2 separate regions of the Homo sapiens genome follow, and region 1 is linked to region 2. Evidence: chromatin contacts called from ENCODE Hi-C or POLR2A ChIA-PET data. All regions are on one chromosome and are shown on one strand. Each heading gives the region's core, a stretch centred on a gene start or an enhancer-like site at or near the end of the contact. The rest is flanking DNA. Distances are from core to core; before and after follow the strand shown.

Evidence for each region. Hi-C counts contacts between places; a loop is a spot of excess contacts on that map. ChIA-PET counts read pairs that join two places held with the same protein, here RNA polymerase II (POLR2A). Pooled maps may share reads with other maps.
Region 1: a loop to region 2 is called in a map of sigmoid colon, with 2.6 times the contacts of the local background. The contact joins the promoter of MGP here to the promoter of RERG in region 2. A Hi-C loop is called at or near these places in 3 of 168 maps with a recorded cell type or tissue (aorta, ascending aorta and sigmoid colon) and 15 of 50 pooled maps. POLR2A ChIA-PET finds 5 or more read pairs at or near these places in 1 of 52 experiments (H1).

Annotation. Positions count from the first base shown.
Region 1 is chr12:14,883,034-14,888,568 of GRCh38, reverse strand. MGP (matrix Gla protein) reads left to right here and starts at 2,715. Exons shown (of 4, transcript NM_000900.5): 1 at 2,715-2,838; 2 at 4,324-4,356; 3 at 5,522-5,535. The coding sequence starts at 2,778.
Region 2 is chr12:15,218,936-15,224,332 of GRCh38, reverse strand. RERG (RAS like estrogen regulated growth inhibitor) reads left to right here and starts at 2,916. Exons shown (of 5, transcript NM_032918.3): 1 at 2,916-3,138. It overlaps LOC124902886, which reads right to left and starts at 3,665. Exons shown (of 1, transcript XM_047429948.1): 1 at 2,355-3,665. The coding sequence starts at 3,088. The coding sequence ends at 2,771.

The sequences.
Region 1 (5,535 bases), core at 1,466-3,965, 340 kb after region 2:
ATTTTCAGACAGTATTCTGCAATCTCAAACAATGCTATTCCTAACCAAAGCAACTTTTATTTCTCTGTTCCCATGTCTCGCTTTTAATATGTCTCACCTTCTACAACTGCCTCCGTTTTTCTCTGTCACTCAGTCTCTACCTAAAACTCACCCAGCAAACCAAATTGGTAAGGCTCTTCTCATTTCCCCTTCTCCGTTTTTTTTTTTTTCCTACTTCCATTCTTTTCTTCTGTCTTCTCTCAGATGAGTCAATCTTGGTCCTTTCTAATGCAAAGCTCCCATCCCTGCTTCATGCGTTAGTCCAAGTCCTCATCATAAAAACATATGACTGGAGTTGGCATTCACAAAGTTGTCTTTGAAATGGGGAGTAAGGTGACAGAGGAGAAAAAGAAGAGCTCTGGATTCTCAGACATGTTAATAATTTTTACATATCATATATAAATGGGATTTTGCAGAGAAGAACCAGAAATAGATGGGAGAGCAATGGACAGGAAAGGCAGATGAGGGACCGAAGAGACACAGCTCCCAAAAGAAAGTTAGCCTTACAAAAACCAAGACGATAAAGAGAAATGCTTAAGTTTAGGGAATCCAGTGGAAGCAGTGATTTAAGGTGAACAAAAGGTGAACCTTAAGTTGAAATGAGAAGTGTAGGATTTTCAAGTTTAGTTTCTGGGAGTGTAAAAATAAAAAAACAATTGTGATGTCAGAGGTTGAAAGATTATAGTTGTCATTTGAACTTGGGGATAAAGGAGACATCTATGACTTGGCTGGAAAAGACAGAGCTAATGTACATTGCAAAGCACATATTTATAGCAGGAAAATGGGAAGATTTCTCTTTAATTCTGGAGATGGAGTGGGGATGGGGAGAGTAGACTACTCATTTTAAGGGTGAAACATTGGAATTCAACTTGTTTGATGTTATATTAATTGGTGGTTAATTACTAAGCTAAGTACGTATAAAACTTTTATCTATGGCTAGCTTGTCCCCCCAAAGTCATGCAATATAGTGAACTGGCTTTCGCACTTTAAATTATTCATTGATCATGTAATGATTCAGATGATTCATCTTCCAAGATGGACACTGAAACTAACACTCATAGTAGGTTGTGGTTTAAAGAGTGGAACAACCGCCAGTCTCATTAGTGGAAATTGTGATGGTTGAATTTATCAAGGATGAACATACACGGTCTTCTTTCTGAGATTTTCTTTAAGATTTTCGCACAGATAATCTATTTCTTAGGTTTTGGAGAGAAAACTTGAATTTTATTGATCCCTCAGAACTCAATCTTTCAGATTTCAAAGGAGCTATTTCTTTTAATGGGGACTCTGTTAATATTTATAAAAGCTCTTCACAGGATGGAGGGTGGGAGGGAAACTCCATCCCAACAAGACAAAAAGAATGAAGCATGAGGCTCCACCTAGTTCATCACTGCTCCTTGAAATACATCAGTATTGAAAGACACATCCACCCCACCCCCAACCCAGCCCTATTGCTGTTCCAGCTCAAGAGTCAGAGGTCCCGAAGCTGTAGCTCTTCTACAATCTGCTGCTCTGTGACTTCAAGTCTGTTGTCTGCAAAGAAAACTATTGGGTTCCCAAGCAAGAGAGGCACATCTGGTAGGACAGATTTTGTGATTGCAAAAGAAGGGGGAAAAAAAGAAAGAAAGAAAAGACCTCTCTATACAAGATAACCAGAGGCATCAAACTGAAATCCTCCTGTGGAAAATAAGCTAGTACTTCTGGGCCTGATGGTGTAGTGAAAACCTGTGCTTGAGGATACATTACAGTGAAAGAGCAAAGTGAATAGTAAGTAGCTATTACTTACCTCCTTAGGGAGGTGTGTTGTTTGTCTGTACATCCCCCACAGCACCTAGCACAGTACCTTGCATCTCACCTGCCACTCACTAAAAAGTCTATCAAGTTAGTTAATTATCGAGACAACGCCCTCAGAAATGAGAGAACAGTACCCTCTTATCCTTGCTGCACTTTCCAGCACTGATACGCTGCCTAAAAGAGGACTAGGGCACAGGTTTGAATTAATGTCACAAAACTGGATGGGCAAGTTACAACGGTGTTGATTAAGGAAACAGAACTCATGGTGCACCGGATATCTCCATCCTGATGAACCCTTGGAAAAATGCCAAAGATGCATATCCCCAGGCAAATGCCTGATTAGTCTGGGATTGATAGATTGGTCTAGGATTCAGCCCTACTGGGAAGATGTCTAAATTATAATCAGTGTAGAAAGCGAAGTTCTCCTAGAAGAAGAGGCAAAGGTTAAAAAGAAGAAAAGAAAAGAAAGTGAAGTCCTTTCTCCCCCAAAACCTCTCATCAATCAATCAGGGTAACAAACAGAACACTAGGGCTCTGTCTGTGGACCAAACCCAAAAGCCCTGCGGTCAGGGCCAGGAGGGTAGATCATGTGTTTGTGGCAACTTCCTCTGTGGGCTTTTGCCCAGGTCTGTCCCCAAGCATACGATGGCCAAAACTTCTGCACCAGAGCAGCATCCTGTGTAACACAGTCAGGTCCAGCAGTTAGGGAAAACTGCCCACTCAGAGTAGATAATATCTGGAAGGAATGACTGTTTGGGAAAAGTTCCAATGCTAGTTCAGTGCCAACCCTTCCCCACCTTCTCCAGCTCTCTCCCACTGGTTCCTCCCCTCTCAACTGCTCTGGTTCTTATAAAAACCTCACAGCCTTCCACTAACATCCCGTAGGAGCCTCTCTCCCTACTGCTGCTACACAAGACCCTGAGACTGACCTGCAGGACGAAACCATGAAGAGCCTGATCCTTCTTGCCATCCTGGCCGCCTTAGCGGTAGTAACTTTGTGTTATGGTGAGAAACTTTTCTCCCATTTCTCTGTGTTTACTTTTCTGCCTCTGACTTTGGCTTACTTCTATTTTTCCTCTCCCTCCTCCTCTTCTTCCCCCTTTCTCTGTTATAATCTTAAAGTACCATTACTTTCACATTTCCCAGTCTCCGCAGAAACTGATCTGTTCTATTAAGTCTTTTTTATATCCTAAATATCCAGAGTCTTATGCAACTTAACAGGCAAACCCGTTCAGTGGTAAGTCTCTGTATATCTAGAAACTCATATTTCAGAAAGAAGATACCAAATTCCCAGCCCCCTGCATCCTCATTTTTAAGGATATTTATTTAGACTTTGGTATCAATGGGTTAAGGGTATTGTTTAAACCACTTGCCTTTGAGAAAATCCATTTTTATGTGAAGTATTAAGTATAGCCCTTTCTAGGGACTGGACAATCTCATGAACTTACTATGTTTGTTCAGTTAATTAATTTTAAAATAAAGTTTTACATCAAAAGAATTTTAGAAAAGAATCATTTTCATAACTCCTGTTGTCAGAAAATAAATTTTGCCTGTTTTCTATATGTCATTAAATATACCTGCATTTGTTCAAAGCTTATAAAAGGAAATCTGAAGCAAAGTTATTTACTTATTTCAGTCTTTTGTTTCAATTACCTAGATATTTTCATTGTTTTAAAATTTAAATTACATTAACAACCATAAAGATTATGCTTCTCACTCTTGTATTCACAAATTTTCTGTATTAGAGGATTTGATTTCTTCACCTCCTTTTTAAGTTTTGAAGAAAATTCACTTGCTGGCAAATATTAATAGAAGCTTCTTATTCCAAAATTTATCTGCTGTGCTCAGGAGAGTGGCAGAAAGAAGAAAACTTCGGCTTTGATATCGTTTCAGTTCTCTCTCTGAACTGGCATCGTGCCCAGGGTGAGCTGTCAGCTGGAGCTAGTGGTTTCTGTGGCTGCCAATTTAACACAGGTTCTTAAGAGGCTTTCGGAACCCTCTTAGAAACCTGCCCTAGTAAGCCCAGCAGAGCAACTGCCCTGTAGTTCTCTTGCCTGGAGAAACCTGGCTGTCTTCTGGATCCTTCTTAATCCTCTTTGACCCTGTTCTCAAACAGGCTCTGAATAAATCAGAGAAGAAGGTTCTCTGGAGACTTCTGTACAGCACTTAAAGTGTCTTATTTTGCTTGTCTGAAGACGTCATAGCCCTTGGGAAATTTTAGCTGAAAATGGCCACTCCCTCCTTCAACATCAGAGAAACTAAAATATAGAGATATCCACAGCAAGGCCAGAGCTAGAGAAAAACCTCATAAATCCTAAATTCCTGAAATTTCTAATAACCACACTGCTAAATATATTCTTCATGTTTTTAGACTCTTTCCTCTTCTTCCATCCCTGTATTTAAACTATCACAGTGTCTAAATTGATAAATAATAACATAATGAATCATGGATAAATATTGATATAATGAATCTTTTTTTTTTAATTTCAGAATCACATGAAAGCATGGAATCTTATGAACTTAGTAAGTGAATATTTAACTTCTTTATTCAAATCCCTTGCATTAAAGAACCTCTTCTTATTTTTAAATAAACAAGATGGAAAGATATATAACAGGGAGGGAAAAGGGGGCCTCTTTTGGAAAACTAAAGTAAATTTTTAAATCTAATGACTATAAAAATTGCCAAAGGAGCAATTTTTTAAGTTTGAAGTAGTGCAATATGGGATTTAAGCTACAGGCGACATATTTAGAAGCCATAAAATCTCATTTGGAAATTTTAAATTGGCACCACGTCAACTGCACAGATGGAAAACGAGGAGTAATGACAAATGGTAAAGCACAGAGCTGGACGCCAAGTCAGCTGGGAGACCACAGGCGCCACGTTAAGCTGAGTGCTGTTTTGGTTTTTTTGTGTTTTTCTTTCTTGTTTTTTTTTTTGAGACAGTGTCTCACTCTGTCGCCCAGGCTAGAGTGCAGTGGTGTGATCTCGGCTCGCCGCAACCTCCACCTCCCAGGTTCAGGCAATTCTCATGCCTCAGCCTCCTGAGTAGCTGGGATTACAGGCCCATGACATCATGCCTGGCTAATTTTTGTATTTTTAGTAGAGATGGGGTTTCACCATGTTGTCCAGGCTGGTCTCGAACTCCTGGCCTCAAGTGATCCACCCACCACAGCCTCCCAAAGTGCCGGGATTACAGGCATGAGCCACCACACCCAGCCAGCTGATTGCTGTTGAATAGCTGGATTTATAAAGACTGAGCATAGGAGGAAATGGCACATCACTCTCATTTTTAATTTATTCATTATTTTTATAGTGTTTAAACTGTTCATGTATCGGCAATCTAGTTATGCTTCATAAATCCTCAGGACAGAGAATTTCTCCTCAAAAGGAATTTAAAATCTACCAAGTAGAAATACAGAAATTAAGAAAGGCAAAGTGATCGTCCAAACTCAAAACCAACAAAGCCTATATGACAAGTCTCTAAGACACATGGATTGATTACTGATTTCATTTGATCAGGAAGTTAATGAAATCTACTTTATACTCTCCTTTAATTTTTGCCAATCTCCGTTTATATGAGTTGCATAAGTTAAGGCACTTTCAAATATATTTGTGTCAAGGAATATTCACGGAAATATTTCCAGCTATGTGTCGCTAAAACTGCATTTATTTATTTTCTGTTCTAAGATCCCTTCATTAAC
Region 2 (5,397 bases), core at 1,667-4,166:
GTCAGCCTTTAATGTTCACTTTAATTTTGTTATCTTCTGCTTCATTAAGTGTACTTTTAAATTAAAAATAGCATCTACAGGATGATGACACTTAGCATATCTGTGCCATTTCACATACCTGTCCATCAGGATGTCTGTTTTCTACAATATCTGGAATGATGATGGTCCCCTTATGTTAACAATGGTTATTATTTCTGGATAGTGTGATTCTGGGGATGATTTTCTACATCTTTGTATTTTTCTACTGTTTGAATTATTTATAACAAACATGATTAACAGCTACACAGACATACACACACACAATTCCAGTTTCTAACATGCTTTGTGGTTATATCAACACTTCGTCTACTTGTTTTGTGTTAGAGGTTTTAGCTGAAGCCTAAGGCCAGGCTAAGAGACTTGAATGTGACAAGGACTTCCCCTTTCCCCAGGAGAATTCTTGCCCAGCAAACATATGTCATGGAACCGTAAGTACAAAGTGTCCTCTGCCCTTCTTACTGATCCATGAGGCAGGCAGCACAAGAGAGCGTGCCTCTTTTTGCTGCTTTAGAGACAAAGGAAGCAGCCCGCAGAATATAGGATACATACGGAAGATGTAACACAGTGGGAGTCAGGCTCCAAGATAGCTACTTCATCTATCTTAGAGCAGCACATCAAGAACTGCAGATGTGTATGCAAATGCCTCCCTAGTTGAGGGAGGAATGCTGTTGTTATATGGGCTAAGCAGGAAAATGGAGAGAATCAGGTTCCATAGGCAAGTTCCAAAAGAACTACTACAAATGGGACCTGGCTTGGGCCCTCTTCGAAAACTTACTATTATTATTTTTTTCTTGAGACAGAGTCTCTTTTTGTCACCTAGGCTGGAGTGCAATGGCACGATCTTGGCTTGTTACAACCACCGCCTCTGGGGTTCAAGTGATTCTCTTGCCTCAGCCTCTGGAGTAGCTGGGATTACAGGCTCCTTCCACAACGCCTGGCTAATTTTTATATTTTTAGTAGAGATGGGGTTTCACCACGTTGGCCAGGCTGGTCTCGAACTTCTGACCTCAGGTGATCCGCCCATCTCAGCCTCCCAAAGTGTTGGGATTACAGATGCGTGCCACCACGCCTGGCTAATTTTTTGTATTTTTAGTAGAGACGCTGTCTCTACCCATGTTGCCCAGGCTGGTCAATAACTCTTATTAAATAAGAGTGGCAAAGTGGGAATTCCAACTCAAGTCTCTGTAAATAGTATATTTACAGATATAGGGTCACAGATTTTTTTTTTTTTATTAAATCTTGCCCTGAGTATAAGATTTAATGGGGGAAACAAGGTAACATGTGAAACCTGAACACCTTAATGCCACACGATTCCATGTAATTGGAATTCTGTAAGATTCTATATAATGAATCTGGGTAATTATTATCCCATCCCAGACTTCAAAGATCTTCTGCATGCTAAGACACCAAAGTCTCTCTCTTTTCCAGGCCTCTTTCTTAAATGTCGCAGCCCCATACATTCAATTTCTTACTGGATGGTCTATCCTAAATCCAGTATGTAAAAAAGCTCAAACATATCCTATCACAACTTCTTCTTTATCTTAATTCATTCAATTCAGTAGGTATTCTTTAACTACCTACTATATGCCAGGCTGTAGGTATACACACTGTATGGATGATGCTGGGAATACAGAAGTCACACATGGTACATTCCTGGCTTCTGGGAGCTCACAGATTAATGGAGAGGACTAAGGGGCAGAAATGAGTACAACACAAACACAATGATAAGATCACAGGGTCCTGTGAGATACAGAGGGAGGCATCTAATCCAGATGTATGTGGTGTGGAGGGAGGGGTACATTAGTGATCAGGAAACTCATAAACCATACAATGTTTGAGCTTTCTCAAAGAACCAGCAGGGCAGCTCCTGCTCAGCTAGGCAACTCCTCTTTTTGCCATAGATCTAGCTGTTCCATTCAGCCATTCACTCGTGGCTGCAGTGACCTTCCAGGTCAGTCTGGACTCTGGAAATTGCCTCCATGGTTACCTCCCTTCCCATTGATGACATTCTACAGATCGTTCAGTTTGCCCTAGGCCCCTGTCTGTTCTATATAACACTGGTTTTCTGGAAGCCGTTTGGTATCTTGGTAAGAATACCCAGATTTATAAGGGAAAAACAATAACATAAGTGCCTCCTGCTTCTTTGCTCAGATGTTTCAGTTTTTGGGAGATCATTTAGCCTCTCTGAAGCTCACCTCCTCATCTGTGAAAGGCTAGTAATTATAATACTAGTTCTTACATGAAGAGAGGGTGTAAAAATCAAATCAGATGAGGGATATGAAAGCAGGTCCAGCACAGCTCGCATATTAATTGTCTTTGTTAGGGTCTGAGCATAATGGAGTATGACTCCAATGCAAATCCTATAAATGCTGATCCTGTAAGGAGGACGAGAAGCTTTTGGAACTTTCTCAAATATATGAATAGAATTTCAATTGAATTCCTTGTTTGTTTTTCCTAGCATCTCTCAGTTCCCAATCCAGTCTGGATTTCATTCCAGCCATTTACTAGCCTTGCGTTACCTTCTCCTTCAGTTTCCTCTTGGGTATCATGGAGATAATTAAAGATACTTCAAAGAGATATTGCGAGGATCATTTGAAATAAGGAATAGAAAACACCACGTAGTGATGCTTTCTTAGGCAAGGTTTTGACCGAGGAAAGCCGCCCTTCGGTGGGAGCCTGGAGGCTTGGAAATAACCAGTGAAAAAGGGAAGCCCGTCTTGGGTGCAGCACGTTAAAGACCCAAGCTCGCAAGCCTGGGAGGCAGCGCGGCGGGAGGAGCCTGCCCCTGCCCCCAGTAGGGGGCGCCGAAGCGCCGCACTGCAGCATCCTGGCCGCTGAGCGCAGCGGCCTTGGCCGGGCTCAGCTCGCGTCCTGCCGCAGTCCCTCCGCCGCTAGTCGGAGCGAGCGCGAGTGAGGAGACCCCCGCCGGGCCACTGGCACTTGCTTCTGCGGCGAGTCCCACCCACGACCGCAGCCCAGCAACTCGCAAACGCAACCTGAAGCCTGGGCTGCGCAGTGTGGGAGGGCTTCGCGATCTTGGGGGACCCATTCCGAACTTGCAGAGGACCGTAGCTCTCCTGGCCTGGAGAGTGTGAACAGGTGAGTGTCACGCACGTGTCCAGGCAGCTCTTTCGGGACGACTTCCTGCAGACCCATTCCGAGCCCTGAGCGCGCTCGGCCTCTGAGTCGGTCCTCTTGGTCACCGGGTTCTCCTCCCAGGGCGGCTTTGGGGTTCGCTGCGAGGGAGATGTGAACACCAGCAGCCTATCTTGACAGGGCTCTCCTAGCTGAGAGGGAAAATGCCCTTTTGACTTAAGGCTGCATTTTCTCCCTAGCCTGAAAGCAAGTGACTTGCAGTCCACAATGGATTTGTTTATTCTTGCAAGATACCTGTTGAGTTCAGAGCAACATTAAATAGCCAAGGGGCTTATACAATTATCCTGGTTTGCTGTGGGTACTGCGTAGTGATAAGAAGAGGAAGAATTCCTAGTAATGAGACCAGGAAAACTTGATTTCAGAACCAGAGAAGGGGAGGCCAAAAAAGAAGAGAATCTCATTTCCAGGCCTAGACTAGGGTCTTTGCTTCCCTAAATAGCTACACTTGATTTTGATGAGCGCATGCAAACAGAAGTTCCAAGCATGATTACCTTATAAAGACGCTTGCTTGCCCCACCCCCAAGAGGAAGTAGAAAGCATGAACCTTGATAAATATAGCCTTGAGAATGATTTATTAGGAATGAAAACTTTCTTTAAATAAGTAAGTAAATAAGGTTACAGTTATCTAAATATCATAGGTCTAACAGAGTGTAAGCTCTTCGAAGGGAACTACTTTTATTTGTATGTGCATAGCGTGAAAGTGTGGAATAAATCAATGAATGCATCACTAATAATACAGGATTTTAGCTAGCGTTTTTCCTTTTTCCTTTAATTTATGTTTAGGGAAAAAAAAACCTACACCTTCAAACTAAATAGGTATGATTTTACCTTTAGAGTGATAGCAGCTGAGATGTTTTTGTCCTAATAAGCACCATCCACATAAAAAGTGAATGGCAAATTTCAGCCCTACTCAGAATATTTCAGCAGAACATTAGGACAAATGGATTTTCTTAGATCCACGTATGGAAGCTCTCAGATTATGAATTATTTGGAACATCAGAAACTTGGCAACAGTTTACTTATTACAACAATTTACATATTTATTTTTGTTTTCTATCTTGTCAAATGTAACTTTTCACATTTTCATGTGAGAAATAAAATGTTGAAGAACTCCTGTCAGTTTTGTGTCTTCCTTTAAGTGATTTTTCTAAACATAAAATTAGGTTGACAATAACCAGCTGTATCTTTATTAGGTTATAAATGGAAAAAATAGCCCACACAATTTCTCTTTCTTATGTGAAATTCCTATGCCTCTGGGGCCATTTGGGAGTTACTAAAAAATGTGACTTGTCATTTTTTTAAAATCACATTTGATGGCTACTTTCATGAAACATTAATCAGACAGATAATTACTTGCATTTTATATCCATGTATATGAACAGTTTTGCATGAAACAAAATTATTGTTTATACTAGCTGCAGACACTTGCGTGTTCAATGTTTCAAAGAAATACTTGCCAGCACCTCTTCTCATTTATAATTTAAATAGTTAATATATCTCCACATATTATGTTTCTGTGATGAAGCCCTGAACCTTAAAAACATAGGGCCTTTTCTTAATGAATGCATCTAAAGTGACAAATAAGGAAATCTTTTTATCTTTAGCCAAAAATATGGGACTGGACAAATTGCAGATGTTTAAGCTTCTGGTTTTTGCTAATAATGATTACTTAGACACTTTGTCATTATTGAGGATGAAGTAAACAATAGCTAATGTTAATGTTGATTTTTCCTTCCTTCAGAGGAAGCTCTGGCACTTTGAAAATCAGCAAATACAAAACCTTATTAGGTACAGGATGATAGCTTAAATACCTAAGGAAGAAAACAATTACATGATAATGTCTTTGTAGAAATACTTTTTCAGGCGGATTTTCACTTTTTAATTTCTCTCTCAAGAAGCTCTTTGTAAAAATTTATAGATGGAAAAATCTGGCAGGAACATTTAACACATTTAGATAACATATTTGTGTTTAAAACATCTTTACTGCCTTGAAAATGGAATGAATTATGCAGACTGGTGTGATTAAGATTAACACGGGTAAAAGTGCTGTGCTGTATTTAGGTTTAAGCCATTGATTGCAAATGTTCGGAATGAGGGGGTCTGCAGTCCGTGTAAAAGATGTGAGGCTTAATGTGATTGGCTGTGCTACAGTATAACCATGGTGGGCAGATTAACGATAGTGAAAATCTCAGGGAATTTACA